Regions from separate parts of the Homo sapiens genome. Here region 1 is linked to region 2. A link is a loop called in an ENCODE intact Hi-C map of the cell type or tissue named here. Cell type or tissue: right lobe of liver. All regions are shown on one strand. Each heading gives the region's core, and the rest is flanking DNA. Links, peaks and the distances in the headings are about the cores only. Region 1 overlaps ANKRD13A (ankyrin repeat domain 13A). Region 2 has its middle 32 kb from the start of ATP2A2.

Evidence for each region. A loop is a pair of places that touch in the nucleus more often than their neighbours do. Peaks named below come from ENCODE experiments on the same cell type or tissue, not always from the same donor. Only the 100,000 strongest peaks of a DNase experiment are listed, where the experiment ranks them.
Region 1: a loop joins it to region 2, with 11 times the contacts of the local background. A loop is called at or near these places in 2 of 110 quality-filtered maps.

What each region holds. Positions count from the first base shown.
Region 1 is chr12:110,038,212-110,046,537 of GRCh38, forward strand. ANKRD13A (ankyrin repeat domain 13A) reads left to right here. Exons shown (of 15, transcript NM_033121.2): 15 at 1-1,552. It overlaps C12orf76 (chromosome 12 open reading frame 76), which reads right to left. Exons shown (of 2, transcript NM_001389625.1): 2 at 2,966-4,248. The coding sequence ends at 4,163. Among named protein-coding and RNA genes, the nearest start is that of C12orf76, 6.1 kb to the right of the region's middle. RefSeq lists an enhancer at 4,288-4,801. In right lobe of liver, for the core only: a CTCF peak has its summit at 5,123 (motif pointing right); DNase peaks (open chromatin) are centred at 1,020, 4,300 and 5,039; H3K27ac peaks cover 5,714 bases.
Region 2 is chr12:110,245,559-110,253,884 of GRCh38, forward strand. No RefSeq gene overlaps it. Among named protein-coding and RNA genes, the nearest start is that of ATP2A2, 32 kb to the right of the region's middle. In right lobe of liver, for the core only: a CTCF peak has its summit at 134 (motif pointing left); DNase peaks (open chromatin) are centred at 123, 2,213, 4,473, 7,833 and 1 weaker place; H3K4me3 peaks cover 900 bases; H3K27ac peaks cover 6,635 bases.

The DNA.
Region 1 (8,326 bases), core at 275-8,274, 210 kb before region 2:
TGCCTTAGCCTTAAACATTACTAATAGTTTCACATCACCTCACTGCACGCATCGAAGGATCTGATTTGAATTTGTAAAGGCAATTCTTTTGAGAGCAGGATTCTCCAGGCTAAATCAAAGGCAGCTAATCCTGTCCCTGAAGGAGCAGCTAGGGGAACCTGAGGCTTGTTCTTGAAGTGGGCAAGCTGGCCAAAATATTGGAACACACAGAACCAAACCAGGTGTGTTCTACACCTGCATGAGTGAAGGATTTCCACGTAGACACCTAGGAAGAGCCCGCATGCCCTAGACTCACTCCAGAGGAAGGATTGATTTGCAACCAGAAAGGGAGCTGAAAACCACGGAGCTCCATGGCTCTTCATTCAAAAGGGAAAATAATGATTCCACGTTGCTTTTTAGAGTTCAAATCAACATCTTTCTGGATAAATCTATTTTTTAACAATCTTTTTATTATTTGTAAAAGATATAAAAACAACTCCCATCAGTAGCAATACAAGGTTATACATTTTAACCAGATTTTCTCAGGCCTTTTTTGGATACCTTTAGTAGTTAACTCTCTTTTGTCAAACCCTCTTGTATATAACCATCGCACAACATACAGAACCCTGGGGAATACAGCCAAGGGCACTGCTCACTGTGGCCCGTGTATTCATTCCCACAGGCTGCACTGAAATAACCTGGTAAACAACACCCTCCTCCATTTTGCGTCTATTTCTTCTATTGTGCTTCTTTGGGGATAGGAAGAGAAACATAACTACTGTTCCAGGTAACGTCTGTATCATACAGTTAGTGTTGCCAGTGAAACGTTCCCAGATACAAAGAATTGTGCTTTTAATTCCATTTCACAATCTGTTTTGTTTTTTTTTTTTGTCATTGTCTGACCAAAATTCCTTCTGCACATGAGGCCAGTATAGGCAACGTCACATTTGTTTGTTTCAAATATGCAGTGTGGTATTTTGTTTACTTTGCATTTACCGTGAGCAAAGATACTTCTTGGAATGGCTGCAGTGAGGCCGTGTCATTGGCTCACAAAAGTGACTCATAGGTAATTTCTGTGTTTGCATTCCACTGCTCTGCTCCCTAAGGTCCTTGACTTTCTCCCCAGGAATTCACTTAAAAAGGGACTGAGCATTGTGTCAACCTGTTGCAGTGTTTTTCATATATGTGTTCACTCTAAAAATGCAAATAAAGACTGCTTCCTTAGAGGGTGCTCATACAAAATTCCAGTCTTTGAGTCTTTTTCCTTTTCAGTTTTTTCTAGTCACTGGATGTACCCACACTTCCTGTTACGTATGTCAGTAGAACATTAGAATGCCTCACTTCGCTCAGTTCATCACTGCAAAGGTGGCATGCTCCTCCCAGCCTTCCTGCCCAGGTTAACAAGCCCCATGCTGCTTGTTTCAAATGGCAACTAAAAGCAAGCCAGTGTTGGGCTGTTCTGACACCTCTGTGGTCCTCCTGGAGGGGAACTGGCTCTTGTGGGGTAAGGGAAGCCCAGCCAACATCAAAGCTCTGCATCAATGCTATCCCTTGAAGCCAACTGCTTTGTGAGGCTGTTCCTAGAAGTCCAGATGATAAGGCTTCCAAACTCTTCCTATATCTAAATAAGCGGGTATTAAAAACAACAAAGGCAGTGGCCAGTAGAAATGTATGGGTTCCAGAAATGAGGCTGTATTTCTGGGAAGATGTAAAGGAGCTGCTTTGCTTTTAGGGGAAAGTAGATATCAATACTTTGAAGCCACAAGGACACTATGAAGAAAACCATTACTCTTTCAGGTCAAGAGGTGCAATGACTATGGATTATTTAAAAACTGAAAAGCTAAGCTTGAGTGGCCCAATATCAGCAGGAAGTGGTTTTTTTTTTTTGTTTGTTTGTTTTCCTGAGACGGAGTTTTGCTCTTGTTGCCCAGGCTGGAGTGCAATGGCGCGATCTTGGCTCACTGCAACCTCTGCCTCCCGGGTTCAAACGATTCTCCTGCCTCAGCCTCCCGAGTAGCTGGGATTACAGGCGTGTGCCACCATGCCTGGCTTATTTTTGTATTTTTAGTAGAGACGGGGTTTCACCATGTTGGCCAGGCTGGTCTCGAACTCCTGACCTCAGGTGATCCACCCGCCTCGGCCTCCCAAAGTGCTGAGACTACAGGCATGAGCCACCGCACTCGGCCAGAAACTTTAATTGAGCAACTTCTGCACGTTAGACACTGCTAGGAACTAAGTTCCTAAGGCACTCTGCTCTATAAACAAGCTTGTCACACTACATAAACGTGGCATGTCAAGGGATTGAAAGTCTGCTCTAAATAATGACAGGAAAGGGAAACTGCCATAACTGCCAGCTTGGTCGCAGTCTCCTGCTGACCACAAATGACATCAAGGAAGATGAACTGGATGTGGAGATTTCAAGTGATTCAGTGGTACAGTGAGTGATGAAGTTCAAAGTACCACCTAGGCCTCTGTTTAGAAATATGTGTAGGTTTAAGCCTGAGGTCCAGGTGGAAAAAAATACAACATGCTGATATGACTCCACAGTCACTAAATCATAGGCAGCACTAGGAGACTTTTATCTCAACTTTAGGCCAGGCGCAGTGGCTCACGCCTGTAATCCCAGCACTTTGGGAGGCCAAGGCAGGTGGATCACCTGAGGTCAGGAGTTTGAGACCAGCCTGGCCAACATGGTGAAACCCCATCTCTACTAAAAATACAAAAAAATTAGCCAGGCATGGTGGCTCATGCCTGTAATCCTGGCTACTCTGGAGGCTGAGGCAGGAGAATCGCTTGAACCCGGGAGGTGGAGGTTGCAGTGAGCCAACAATGCACCATTGCACTCTAGCCTGGGCAACAGGAACCAAACTCCGTCTCAAAAAAAGAAATTTCACTTCACAGAGCTTCTTTAAGTGATTAGATCAAATTCAGACACACACCTGCATTTCAAACACTTGGGAAATAACTGGTGGAGTAAAACAATATATAGGATTTTACTTTAGTTTTAATTGACGTTTTGCTCAAAAGCAAAGAACTGAACATTTCAATGGTTCAATGTTACAAGATTACAAACAAAATCCTTACACAGTTACAGTATCCTACTTCGGTTACTTCACATTAAATGCAGGTTGTTAAAATCAGTGCTGTGCTTGAACACAAGATAAGCATTTCAATTTAATAACAAAATTAAATCTAGCACCTTGAAATAAATATTGACGACAGCTTTATAAGTATGAAAGTATCATTTCAATAGGAGGAAAAAATCCAGTTCACCAACAGTGGAAACTAATAGCAGCATTTTCAAAGCTGAGATGAAATTTGTGTAAACACACACTGGCCCGCACAGTGGACATGCACTTCTGTTGGCTGGGCCCTCCCCACCCAGGGATGAACAGAGTGCCCACTGAGCCTTTTACATTCCAAATCTGGAAAGCTGCCTCAAGTTTCAGACCGTGGGCTAGAAAGACTCAAATGCAGGGCAAGGGAGATCAATGTGTTTAAGCAGGATGGGGTCCTTTTTGTAACAGGCCAACCTAGTAACATTTCCAGTCCAACTTCAGAGCATTCCAGGCCAAAGGTGCATATAGTAACAGGTCTACCTGATGTGACCCTGACTTCAGGGGGAGCACCTGAGTGCAGGGCAGGATGCAGGTGAGGAACGAGGGCCCAAGATCCCCACAGCTGACACCACTTTGCAACCAGCGCATTCTAGGCTAACTCAGGTGAGATTAAAAAAAAAAATCTGTGATTCTTAACCCACTGTAACCAAATGGTTCTTAAATAGGGAATGTCTGCATGGTAAGTCTCCTTCTTAATAACATTTTCAAGCATTAATGATGAGTTCTTTACAGTGTGGTTCTTACAGGCACTCACAAGGTTACCATGTTTTCTTTCTCATGAACACTCCATCTTTACACTGACCTTTGGAGCTTTCAGGTCTTACTTTTAACAAGTACAGTCAGAAACACTGAGAAGCGGACTCAGGGGCCAATTATTTGCGCTACAGTGTTAGGAAAAAATAATGTCTAGTACATGTTTTCTTCTAATTCATTTAGCATTTACCAACTGTCCAGACCAAAGGTCATTTCCAAGTAGGAAAGTTTTGGTTCCAACTTCTCCACTGGCCTGTGTGCAACACAACTTATCCTATTCCCAAATACTCATTGAAGAACTTGTCTGGCTGTCACCGACGCCGAATGGGCTTGTAGACACAAAATGCCATAAGGATGACAGTCACCAGCAGGATGCTGAAAATGGTTCCCATCAACACTGCAAAGGGAAAACAGGTTACTTCCTAATGGCAGCTCCAGGTTAGGCAATTCATCCACTCACTGCCAATGATTTATCAAATGCCACTTGCTGCCAGGCACTATGTCAAGTGCTGTGCAAACAGCTGTAAACAGATCCTCTCTCCAGTTGTCTCTAAATATAGTTGGGGGAGAAACAAACAGATGAGAGCATTTCACATAGCTTGATATACCGTGAAAAAAAAAAACAGTAACATGCTAGGGATGGAGACAGGGTGGGCAGCAAGAAGGGGGGACAGTCAGGAAGCATCCGAGGAGGAGACTCACAAACTAAGACAGGCCGAGTGTGGTGGCTCGTGTCTGTAATCTCAGCACTTTGGGAGGCCTAGGTGGGTGGATCACTTGAGGTCAGGAGTTCGAGACTAGCCTGGCCAACATGGTGAAACCCCGTCTCTACTAAAAATACAAAAATTGGCCAGGTGTGGTGGCATCCGCCAGCTACTCAGGAGGCTACTCCTGAGCTACTCAGCTACTCAGGAGGCTGAGGCAGGAGAATCGCTTGAACCCGAGAGGCGGAGGTTACAGTGAGCCGAGATTGCGCCACTAAGCGACAGAATGAAACTCCACCTCAAAAAAAAAAACAACAACAAAAAACTGAGACCTTACGAGTGAGGCTCTGCAGGGAGCATGCTGCAGGCCCACAGATCAGCTAAGGAAGGGCCTTGAGGCCAGTATAAGCCCAATACACTCAGTGAACAGAAGGGAGGCAACCAGGCAAGGAGTGCAGGAAGAGAGGCAGGAAATCAGGCCAGAAAGGAAGGCTGGGGCTGGTCTGTGCAAGGCCTTGGAGACCATGAAGAAAACACGGATTTTAAGTTTAAAGAGAAGCCACTAGGGGGCTGTAGGCAAAGGAATGACATCATCTGATTTAGTCGGAAAAAAAAAAAAAGATTCCTCTGGCTTTTGTGTGGAGAATTGTTTGACTATAGGGGAGCAAGAGAGCAGGATGCCCAACTATGCCTTTAAAGCCATTAATAAAAACCTGGAGATTCAATAAAGTATTTCAGTCTCAAGATGAGTCTTGACAGGGCCTTTTGAGCAAAGAAGCAACTAACTCACAAATCTGCTATGTTTGGCTGGGTGCGGTGGCTCATGCCTGTAATCCCAGCACTTTGGGAGGCCGAGGCAGGCGGATCACGAGGTCAGGAGTTCGAGACCAGCCTGGCCAATATAGTGAAACCATGTCTCTACTAAAAATACAAAAAAAATTAGCCAGGTGTGGTGGTGTGTGCCTGTAGTCCCAACTACTCAGGAGGCTGAGGCAGGAGAATTGCTTGAACCCAGGAGGCAGAGGTTGCAGTGAGCCAAGCTTATACCACTGCACTCCAGCCTGGGCAATAGAGGGAGACTCTGTCTCAAAAAAAAACAAAAACAAAAAAAAAAATGTTACGTTTTTAAGACTAAATTTCACATCTGAAATTTTCAAGGTGCTCAGGTGAGAAATGGGAACTACAACTGATTACTCAAGTTGAGCCCTGGTGATACAGGATAAGGACCTGGGCTTTAAACTACTACATAACAAAAAAAAAAAAATAAAGAAAAAAAAAAACTAGCGTAACCAGCAACCTGTCAGAGGTTTCTTCAACAGCAGCAGTGATACGCAATCTTGTTTCTGTAACTATCTCAGCGATCTTGGGAAGCATTCAAAACAAGCAAATGTACACTGATGTGTGTCTGTAGGGATGTGGGCCCATCCCAGGTTCCAGCTAGGGCCTAACCATGGTTGTTCTTCAGTCTCATTACTGTTCCTTTGAAAAACCAAGATTTAGCCAGGCAAGGGGGCTCATGCCTATAATCCCAGCACTTTGGGAGGCCAAGGCAGGCAGATCACGAGGTCAGGAGTTTGAGACCAGCCTGGCCAACATGGTGAAACCCCATCTCTACTAAAAATACAAAAATTAGCCGGACATGGTGGCGGGCACCTGTAATCCCAGCTACTCAGGGGGCTGAGGCAGGAGAATCGCTTGAACCCCAGACGCGGAGGTTGCAGCGAGCCGAGATCGCACCATTGCACTCCAGCCTGGGCGACAGGGACTCTGTCAAAAAAAAGAAAACAAAACAAAAGAAAAACCAAGATTTGACCATAGTTTTATTTAAATCAGTAACTTTGTAGTATCTGTGACCCCCCCACCCCACACACACCCTCCACGCTTAAACCGGTTATTATTTTAAAACCGACTATACAGAAAAATCAGGCCAGGTGCAGTGGCTCACGCCTGTAATCCCAGCACTTTGGGAGGCCAAGGCAAGCAGATCACCTGAAGTCGGGAGTTCGAGACCAGCCTGACCAACATGGAGAAACCCTGTCTCTATTGAAAATACAAAATTAGCTGGGCGTGATGGTGCATGCCTGTAATCCCAGCTACTTGGGAGGCTGAGGCAGGAGAATTTCTTGAACCCGGGAGGCGGAGGTTGCGGTGAGCCAAGATCACGCCACTGCACTCCAGCCTGGGCAACAAGAGCGAAACTCCGTCTCAAAATAAAAAAAAAGAAAAGAAAAGAAAATTCATCTTTTTTTGGTGAGTGAGGGGGAAGAAGGAAGGAGAAGGTGACAAAGACAGCATGTCATAACTCCAAAGGCCAGAAGTAATTTTAAGATCTTTGTCAAACAAAATCTCCAACCTACGTGAACTAAATGTCATGTCTTAAAATAGCCCTTGTTAACTGAATACCTGCCCTAATTTTCAAAAGTCCTGAATTCTGAGTTTCTATGGTTTGGACTACAATTGGACTTAAAGTTGTCTTATTCCATTTAAGAACATTTTCTTGCATCTCGCATTTTGGAAGAACTCCAAAAAAAATTTAAAACTCTCGGCTGTGCGCAGCGGCTCAAGCCTGTAATCCCAGTGAGAGGCCAAGGCGGGCGGATCACAAGATCAGGAGATCGAGACCACTCTGGCTAACGTGGTGAAACCCCGTCTCTACTAAATATACAAAAATTAGCTGGGCATGGTGGCGGGCACCTGTAATCCCAGCTACTCGGGAGGCTGAGGCAGGAGAATCACCTGAACCAGGGAGTCGGGGGTTGCAGTGAGCCAAGATCGCGCCACTGCACTGGCCTGGCAACAGAGCGAGACTCCATCTCAAAAAAATAAAAAATAAAAAACTTAAAACTCCCAAAGCAGGAATGCAGAAGATTGGAATTGGGGAATGGAAATCTACCTTTAAAAAATAAAAAAGGCCAGGCGCAGCGGCTCACACCTGTAATGCCAGCACTTTGGGAGGCCGAGATGGGCAGATCACTTGAGATCAAGACTTCGAGACAAGCCTGGCCAACATGGAGAAACCCCCTCTGTACTAAAATTACAAACATTAGCCGGGCACGGTGGTGGGTGCCTGTAATCCCAGCTACTTGGGAGGCTTAGGCAAGAGAATCACTTGAACCTGGGCGGTGGAGGTTGCAGTGAACCAAGATCATGCCATTGCACTCCAGATTGGGCAACAGAGTGAGACTCCATATAAAAAATAATAATAAAAATAAAGTTTAAAAAGGAGCTTAAAACCATGAGTTGTTAGGTACACAATGGCCATGCATTTGGGGCCTGATCAATTCTCCCAGTCGTCATCTTTTCACTTCTCCCTACACTTTGCATGCAGTGACAGTTGCCTGAATTGCAGGCCCAGGCAGAACCTTAAAAGAATGTTTTAGGGCGGGCGTGGTGGCTCACACCTGTAATCCCAGCACTTTGGGAGGCCACAGTGGGCAGTTCATGAGGTCAAGAGATCGAGACCATCCTGGCCAACATGGTGAAACCCCATCTCTACTAAAAATACAAAAATTACCTGGGCGTGGTGGCACACGCCTGTGGTCCCAGCTACTCAAGAGGCTGAGGCAGGATAATTGCTCGAACCCAGGAGGCGGAGGCTGCAGTGAGCTGAGACCGCACCACTGCACTCCAGCCTTGGCAACAAGAGCAAAACTCCATCTCAAAAAAATAAATAAATACCAACTGTACGGAACTGTCTAGGACAGCATTTCTCAAACTATCTATGGCAAAGGAGTAGTTTTTATAATTTCTAGTCTGTCCCAGACCACTACA
Region 2 (8,326 bases), core at 35-8,034:
GTCCCCGCTGCTCAGGTCTGCTTATTGGATAATACACCCATCAGCCTGCCCTCTCCGTGGGCAAAGCCCCAGCCTTTGTATTGATGTGTGTTTGATTGTTTAAAGGCAGCCCTGCTGGCTCAGTGCCCCCTGCTGGCCTCCATCTGTGGCAAAGAGCACACAGCCAGAGAGCAGCAGTCACTGAGGGCAGGGCCAGGGCAGCACCAGGCTTCCCAGTCACCTGCCTGCAGTGCCCAGGAACTCACTGTCAACTCCTTGTCCTTATGAAAGTTCCTCGGGTTCTCCTTTTCATGATTGTATTAATCTCCTGTTGTAACAAATCACCACAAATCCAGTAGCTTAAAACAACATGAATGCATGATCTTCCATTTCTGGAGGCCAGAAGTGCAAAGTGGGTCTCACAAGGCTAAAATCAAGGTGCTGGCTTGGCCGTGTTCCTTCTGGAGGCTCTAGAGGAGAAGCCATTTCCTTTTCTTTCCCAGCTTCTAGGGGCTGCCCATATTCCTTGGCTTGTGGCCTCTTCCTCGTCTTCAAAGCCCGTCGCTCCAGCCTGTTTCTGTCCTCACGTGTCCTCCCCAACTCTGACCCTCCTGCCTTCTTCCTGTAAGAACCTTATGATTAAGTTGGGCCCCAGCCCTGTCTGTCCTTGGGTTTCTAAGGATTTCTCAGGAATGGAAGTGCTGTTCCTTGTCAGCTGGGAGCCAGTGGGATAAGTGCATTGATTAGGAAGTTTCCTGAGGACAGGAGGCACCCAACCTTACAGGCCTTTGACACCCTCCCGCCCAAAGCAGTTGATGACCAGTGAGAGGACTGAGAGTCCAGAAATAAAAAGAAGCGGGACCCCATATGTCTGGATTATAAGAAACTCAATTGATAAGGATGAGAGCAGGCAAACGGGCTGATGTCACACACAAGCAGCCTGATCAACGACCTTCTCCCTTGCCCCAATTCTGGAATCACTTCACCAAAGCACCACCATGCTTTCCATCTCTTAATGCCTTTATTTTTAGTTTGGGGTATTTTCTATTGTTTGAAGGTTGCCTTGCAACCCGTTCGCCTGGAGGGTTTAAACAATATAGAGTTTCTTTGCTGAGCAGCAACAGTAGCCAAGAGAGACTGAATATAAACTTTTAAGTCTATTTTCTCAGGGTTCCTCCATCAGGAATGGCTTTAAACAGAAGAGCGCACTCCCCTGGCTTGCCTCTCCCTGGGGGAGGGGAGAAGGGTAGCTGATGGAGAACATTTTGTGTTCTCTTATCTTTCATCCTAGTGGAAGGGGATAAGCACCAGAATAGGAAAACAAAATATCTGGCTATTAATATACTCTAAGTCCTCCAGCACATGGATTGGGTTTGTTTATTTGTGAAAGGGAAGGATGCTTTTCTCTGACCTTTGTAAGCGCTTCTGCCAGCTGGGAGGGCCCTGGCAGAGGGAGTGCCCTCCATAAGGTGAAGGGGCCAGGGGGCCAGGGCCTAGCTTCCTAGGAAAAGAGAAAACCCTCAGACTTTTCTCAAGAAAAGTTGCTTTTCAGGATCAACCTGCTTCAAGCCCCAGCAGTGTCATCCAGGAAAAAAAGAGAGAGAGAGAGAGAGCAAGCAGGAGGATTTCTCACGCAAGAGCCAGAGTGTCCCCACCTCCCCACCAGACGTGTATCTCTGTCACCCTGTTTGTACCTAACCTGGGGAACCAGAGAACTGGGCAGCCTTGCCAGAAGAAAGAACACACAGGTTCCTCAAGACACCCACTTATATGGCAGTAAGCAAGGCTAAAAAAGGAGTGTTCCCCTGCCCCAGAGGACAAAGGCTGGCAAGAGGAAGGCACGCAACACTGCCCAGCTCAGGCTCTGCACTGTCATTCTGTGTTTCCCTCGGACCCTGTAGTGGATTGAACCAAGGAGTGCCCTGGAGTAGGTCATCATTTTCTGGGCGGCTAGTTAATGATAAGCTTTCAGCTGGGAAGGAGCCAGAAGGAAAGAGGCTTCCTCAGGGGGCAGGAGCACGCAGGCCTCCAAGCCCCACACCTGCTGTGTCATGTCAGAGGTGCCAGAGCACCCTTTGACTGCCTGAAGAGGTCTCGGCTTGCCACCCACCAGGGTCAGGTCGTCTCAGGTCCCCGGGGAGGTTTGACTAGCCAAGAGCCCCAGGCAGAGGCACCAGGAGAGGAGAGCAGCATTGGCAGGGCCTGCCCTCTCCCAGAGCAAACAGGGACAAAGGTTGGTGTACTCACGGCTGCCTCTCCCATCCTGCCTGTGCCTGCCCGCCACACCAGATACTCCAGGTTGTCCCAGCATTGCTACATTAGGCAGGAATCTGTCATCTCTGCCTGCTGGGTCACTCATTACCCCAGATCCAATTCCCAGGCAGGGAAGTTTGGGGCATCAGAGCAGCGGAGAAGGCTTTGGCATTCAGGAGCTTTAAAACAGAAAAGCTGTCGTGTCTGTACCTGTTCAGTAGGGAGCCAAACGTGTTTATTGCATGTGTTATGATGCTATCGTGAAAGTATGCATGAAAGGAAATAATTTGTAAGCTCGCTACCCTGCCTGTCTGGAAAAGTGGGGCCCTCTGTGTAAACCCCAGCTCTGCAGGCATTCTGAGAGCTTGAACATTCCTTGTGACTATTTCTTATACTACATTTCACTGCCACCCCAGTGTGTTTGAATTTGTCTCTGCGCCAGCAGGTCGGAGTACCCATTGGGATTCTCTGTGAGAATTCAAACAAGTTGGAGGCGCTGAGGTTGCCAAGTGCAACCAGGTCTGGCACAGACTTGGCGTGAGAGAGAGCAGGAGCAAGAAGGCTTGGACATCATGAATCACTGAAGCCCTGGCCCATATAGCCTTCTTGTTTGGGATTAGTATAGAAGTGTTGTTTTTCCTTCTTTATACCTGAGAATGGCCTTCAGCTGCTGAAATGATGATATTTATCAAGGTAGTACTATACTAAGAACTGAATGAATGATCTCATTTACCTCCCACCTCAAACCCATGAGATAGATACAGATGAGGACCCATGCTCAGAGAATTTGAGTAACATGCTTAAGGTGACCTCCTACTTCATCTGCAGTTATTTTGTTTGTTTGTTTGTTTATTCATTTGAGATGGAATCTCACTCTGTTGCCCAGGCTGGAGGGCAGTGGCACAATCTCAGCTCGCTACAAACTCCACCTCCCAGGTTCAAGCGATTCTCCTTGCTCAGCCTCCTGAGTAGCTGCGATTACAGGCGTGCACCACCATGCCTGGCTAATTTTTGTAGTTTTAGTGGAGACAGGGTTTCACCATGTTGACCAGGCTGGTCTCAAACTCCTGGCCTCAAGTGATCCACCCACCTCAGCCTCCCAAAGTGCTGGGACTACAAACATGAGCCACCTTGCCTGGCCTCATCTGCAGATAAGACTTGCTAGCACCCTATTCTGAAAGGAGAGGAAGAAAGAAGATGAGGATGAGTATTTCTGAGGGCTGTAGTTGTGTACTGGTTTCTTAGAAGCTAGGGCCCTCCTGATTTATATTCCATGGGGCTGTCTGAGGAAGTTGTTTAGCTTTTGAGGTGATAGATGAGGGCTGGGTCACTTCTGTTTGCAGAGTGTGGGCTGAAGGGTAAGTCAGGACATTTCTCCTCTGGTCCCCATCAGGGACTCACAGGCTGACTCCTGTGGCTGTGTTTATATCATCATTTTTAAGGCATCAGTACCAGCATGGCAGCTCTAAGCTCCCTCTTCCTTTTGCCGTCCTCCATGTGGAAAGAAGCCAAACGGGAGAACTTCCCCAACCATTTCCCCTCAGTGCAGCTGGTACCAGCTTGAAACCTAAGACACATAGCACTGCAGCCCGGCCAAAGCATGGCTAATCCGTGTTTCTTTAGACACAGCAGGAAGCTGCTCTGTGGCCTGGTGTCAGGAACCATCTCAGGGCCCATGGGTGTTCTGCTTCCTTGGTTTGACCCTGAGGGGTCAGCTGGCAGGTGAAGCCCATCAACACTGACTCTGTAGACGGGGACTATCATCAGCAGCTTATGGAAGAGAGGGAAGAGGATGTCTGGGATTTGAATCTTTTACTCAGGGCCTTTTCTGGAAAAGCAGTCTCTTTGGAAAAGGAGGATGATAGAGGAGTTTCCATAAGGTGGAAACGGCTCCCTCCATGTGTGACTGTGAGAAGGGAGTGTCGGTCCAGTGCCATGTCCCATTCCAACAGGTGGCCTCCAGTTGCCATCAGTGCCCTTCGCCATGCCTTCGTCCTGGGGGTGGCCTGCAGTGTTGGTAGGGGACCCTGCCTTTCCTGGCCATCCCCATAGGCCACAGGCCCCTCCAGTATGCTGCTCCTGCACGGTGCCCAGAGCCTGTTCCACCCCGCCAGGCACCTCTGTCCGTCACATCGGCTGCACACATCAGCTCTGCCCCACTCTGTGTTTCTGAATTACTCTCACTGGCAACCAGCACAAGCTCTGCCCTCCCAGTGTCCTGATATCCTCTGGTTAATAAGCAGCTCACATAAAGACACCAAGAGCTGTTGCAAGTGGTAGAGAAAAGCCACAGCTCTCTGAATACAGTCCAGGAAGCCCTGGACTTGGCCCAGGAACTTGGTGGCTGTTTCTGTTCTCTGCCCCTTGGTAGCCTTCCTCACCGGGTATAAAAGGGAGAGAAGCTTGAATCCTTACCCTGAGGCATAGGAGACTACAAGGCAGTGAGGGGCTTATTAGTCAATGAGAGACTTTTGCTGAAGCTGGACGACCCTTCCTGGAGGAGTCCTCTTTTCTAAAAGAAAACAAATTCCTGCCCTTTATTCTTTCAAATCTACTTCTAGAAAAGTCTTAGAGTTCCTGTTAATTCAAACACCAATCTCCCACCTTCCCTCTCTCCTGTCTCTATGAGCTGCCTGGGCGGCACACTTCCTACCCACCTGCTCACTCCCTCCATCTCCTATACTGTTTTATCCCCTGGAGTTTGGAGATGTCCCTGTGGAAGGGGACAGTGGGGAGTGTGTGCCAGATCCCCCCCGCCCATTGTCACCTTGGTCTGAATCCAACCCCACAAGGGGAGCTGGAGCCGTCTCCCTGCATCTCCCTGGGCCTGCCCATTGTCAAGGTCCTGGTCACCTTTGAAGCCTCCTGCAGGGATCCCCAGTGCCAATGGAGCCTTTTCCAAAGCCCAGTAGCATGACATTTTAGACTTGGAAATCCCTAGACAAATAAATCTCACTTAATCCTCACCAAGTTGGCCCCCAGTGGAGACAATTGCTTAGCCAAGTTTATCAGGTACCACTAGTTCTTGCAGCAAACATTCCTTCTGTTCCAGGCATTGTGCTCGGGTTGGCAATACAGGATAAACAAGACAAGGTCCCTGTCCTTGCGGAGCAACCAGACCATCAGAAGAGACACACATAAAACAGAGGGGCCTGCTCATTTTGCATGCCTCATACCCAACATTTCTCCACTCTCACAGGCTCTCCAAGTCCCTACTCTTGCCATTTCCCAGCTCTGTAATGTAAATGGCTTACTGTATGCCTCAGGCTCCTCATCTGTAAAATGGGGTTATTAATAGTATCTACCTCGCCTGGGGGCGGTGGCTTATGCCTGTAATCCCAGCACTTTGGGAGGCCGAGGTGGTTGGATCACGAGGTCAGGAGTTCGAGACCAGGCTGACCAACATGGTGAAACCCTGTCTCTACTAAAAATACAAAAATTAGCTGGGCATGGTGGCCCGCACCTTTAATCCCAGCTACTCTGGAGGCTGAGGCAGGAGAATCACTTGAACCCGGGAGGCAGAGGTTGCAGTGAGCCGAGATCGCGCCATTACACTCCAGTCTGGGCAACAGAGCGAGACTCCATCTGAAAAACGTAAAAATAATAGTATCTACCTCATAGGGGTGCTGTGAGGATTTAATGAGATACCATATTTTAAGGCACATAGCAGTGCCTGGCGAGTAGGGCTAAGTCAGCGTTGGCTGCTGTTATTTTCTCTGGAGGATAATATTTGCCAGGGAGAGCAGTGGAATCAGGCAGAACTGGACTGCAATCCTGTTTTCCCCACACATTAACAACTGTATTCTTTTGGGCAAAACAATCTCTCAGCATCAGCTTCGTGGGTAAAGACAAATTACTTCATAAGAATAAACTCAGGCCAGCCAAAGTGCCTGGGTGACAGAGCGAGACCCTGTCTCAAAACAAAACAAAACAAACAAACAAAAAAGAAGAAATTCAGGCCGAGCGCATTGGCTCATACCTGTAGTCCCAGTACTTTGAGGAGCTGAGGCGGGGGATCGCTTGAGCCCAGGAGTTTGAGAGCAGCCTAGGCAACATGGTGAAACCCCATCTCTAAAAAAGTACAAAAATTAGCTGGGCATGGTAGTGAGTGCCTGTAGTCCCAGCTACTCGGGAGGCTGAGGCAGGAGGATCGCTTGAACCCAGGAGGCAGAGGGTTGCAGTGAGCCGAGATTGTGCCTCTGCACTCCAGCCTCAGCAACAGAGCAAGACTCTGTCTCAAAAAAAAAAAAAAAAAAAGAATAAATTCCGGCCGAGTGTGGTGGCCTACACCTGTAATTTCAGCACTTTGGGCAGCCAAGGTGGGCTTGAGTCCAGGAGTTCAAAACCAGTCTGGGCAACATAGCAAGACCTCATCCCTACTAAAAAAAAAAAAAAAATTAGTTGAGTGTGATGGTGTGTACCTATGGTCCCAGCTACTTGGGAGGCTGAGCGGTGATTGTGACACTACAGCCTGGGCAACAGAGTGAGACCCTGTCTCAAAAAAAAAAAAAGAAAAAAGAAAAGAAAGAATACATTCACTGATCTATGTGAATATGTGAAAGTACCAAACACATAGCAAGAGCTCAGCACATGCAGCCTCCTGGGATTTTTTTTTTTTTTTTTTTTTTTTTTGAGACAGAGTCTTGCTCTGTCACCCAGGCTGGAGTGCAGTGGTGGGATCTGGGCTCACTGCAAGCTCCACCTCCCGGGTTCACGCCATTCTCCTGCCTCAGCCTCCCGAGTAGCTGGGACTACAGGCGTCGGCCACCACGCCCGGCTAATTTTTTGTATTTTTAGTGGAGACGGAGTTTCACCATGTTAGCCAGGATGGTCTCAATCTTCTGACCTCGTGATCTGCCTGCCTCGGCCTCCCAAAGTGCTGGGATTACAGGCGTGAGCCACCGCGCTCAGCCCTCCTGGCACTTGTTGAGGCTCTGAGGACCCAAGGCGCCAGGAAAGCAGAGGAGACTCAGTATCCAGTGCCTCCCATAGGAAATGGCTCCCATTCCCCAAGTTAGTCCCAGAAGCTGGACCCTCCCTGATTTGGTCCTCATTCTCCCAGAGAAGCGTGTTCCGTGATTGACTGTGTCCCCTCCCTCTGTCCTCTGTGCCTCTGCACTAAGTACCAGGAGGCCCTCGTCCTGTCCACACTCAGCCATCGCTCGGCCGGAGATACACATGCAGCTCCTCTAATCTTTCCCGGCAGCTCAGCCACCCCGCTCCCCTCACCCCCCATTCCATCCCTTGTTCCCCTTCCTCCTTAATCAAATTAAGGGAAAGAAGAGGATTTAGATAGGGTTGCTAAATATATTTCTGTTCAGGGGAGGGAGAAAAAGAGAAGAGTTTGGAGGAGGAGATAGAGTGTGAAATTCCTTAATAGAATGTGCTCTGAGAGCCTACTTTCTCCAGAATAAGCCGTGCAATCACCTATCTGGATAGAGTTTTCTCTTTGGCAAAGTGCTTTCACATACATTATCTCATTAAGATATGGGCCGGGGTGGCAGAGTGCCCACTCCCCGGAAAGGTCTGCCGAGGCCACTGGGCCTCGTGAGCTGGCCTGACCCTGGTCTATATATTTCACAGGACACCCTGGCCCCAAAGGGGTGACTCGGCTTTCTGTGGAGCATGACACCAGCAGCCGGGCTGCTGACGTCTGGAGGTCACAGTTTCCCTCTGTGTGTTCTCCCGACAGCAGATTCTAGATCTTTTTTAAAGTTTCACTTTTGAAAAACCAGAAGAGTGCTTATTTTAGAAATCTTTGAAAATACATTAAAGAATAAAGGAGAAGAATCATTCATAATCTACAGTTTAACTACTGGTAGTATTTGGGGCAAAACAATCTCTTTGTTTTTGAAATGCACACATATCTTTATGCATATGTGTGTAGGTTGGAAGATGGGGTTATATGCACACATATTGTTTGTATCTTGCTTTTCTATTTATTATTTTTGTGTTCCAGTTCATCAAAAATTCTTCTGAAATGTTATTTTAAAATCGCATGAATTACAAGGGCTGGGCACAGTAGCTCATCTTTGTAATCCCAGCACTTTGGGAGGCCAAGGCGGGCGGATCACCTGAGGTCAGGAGTTCAAGA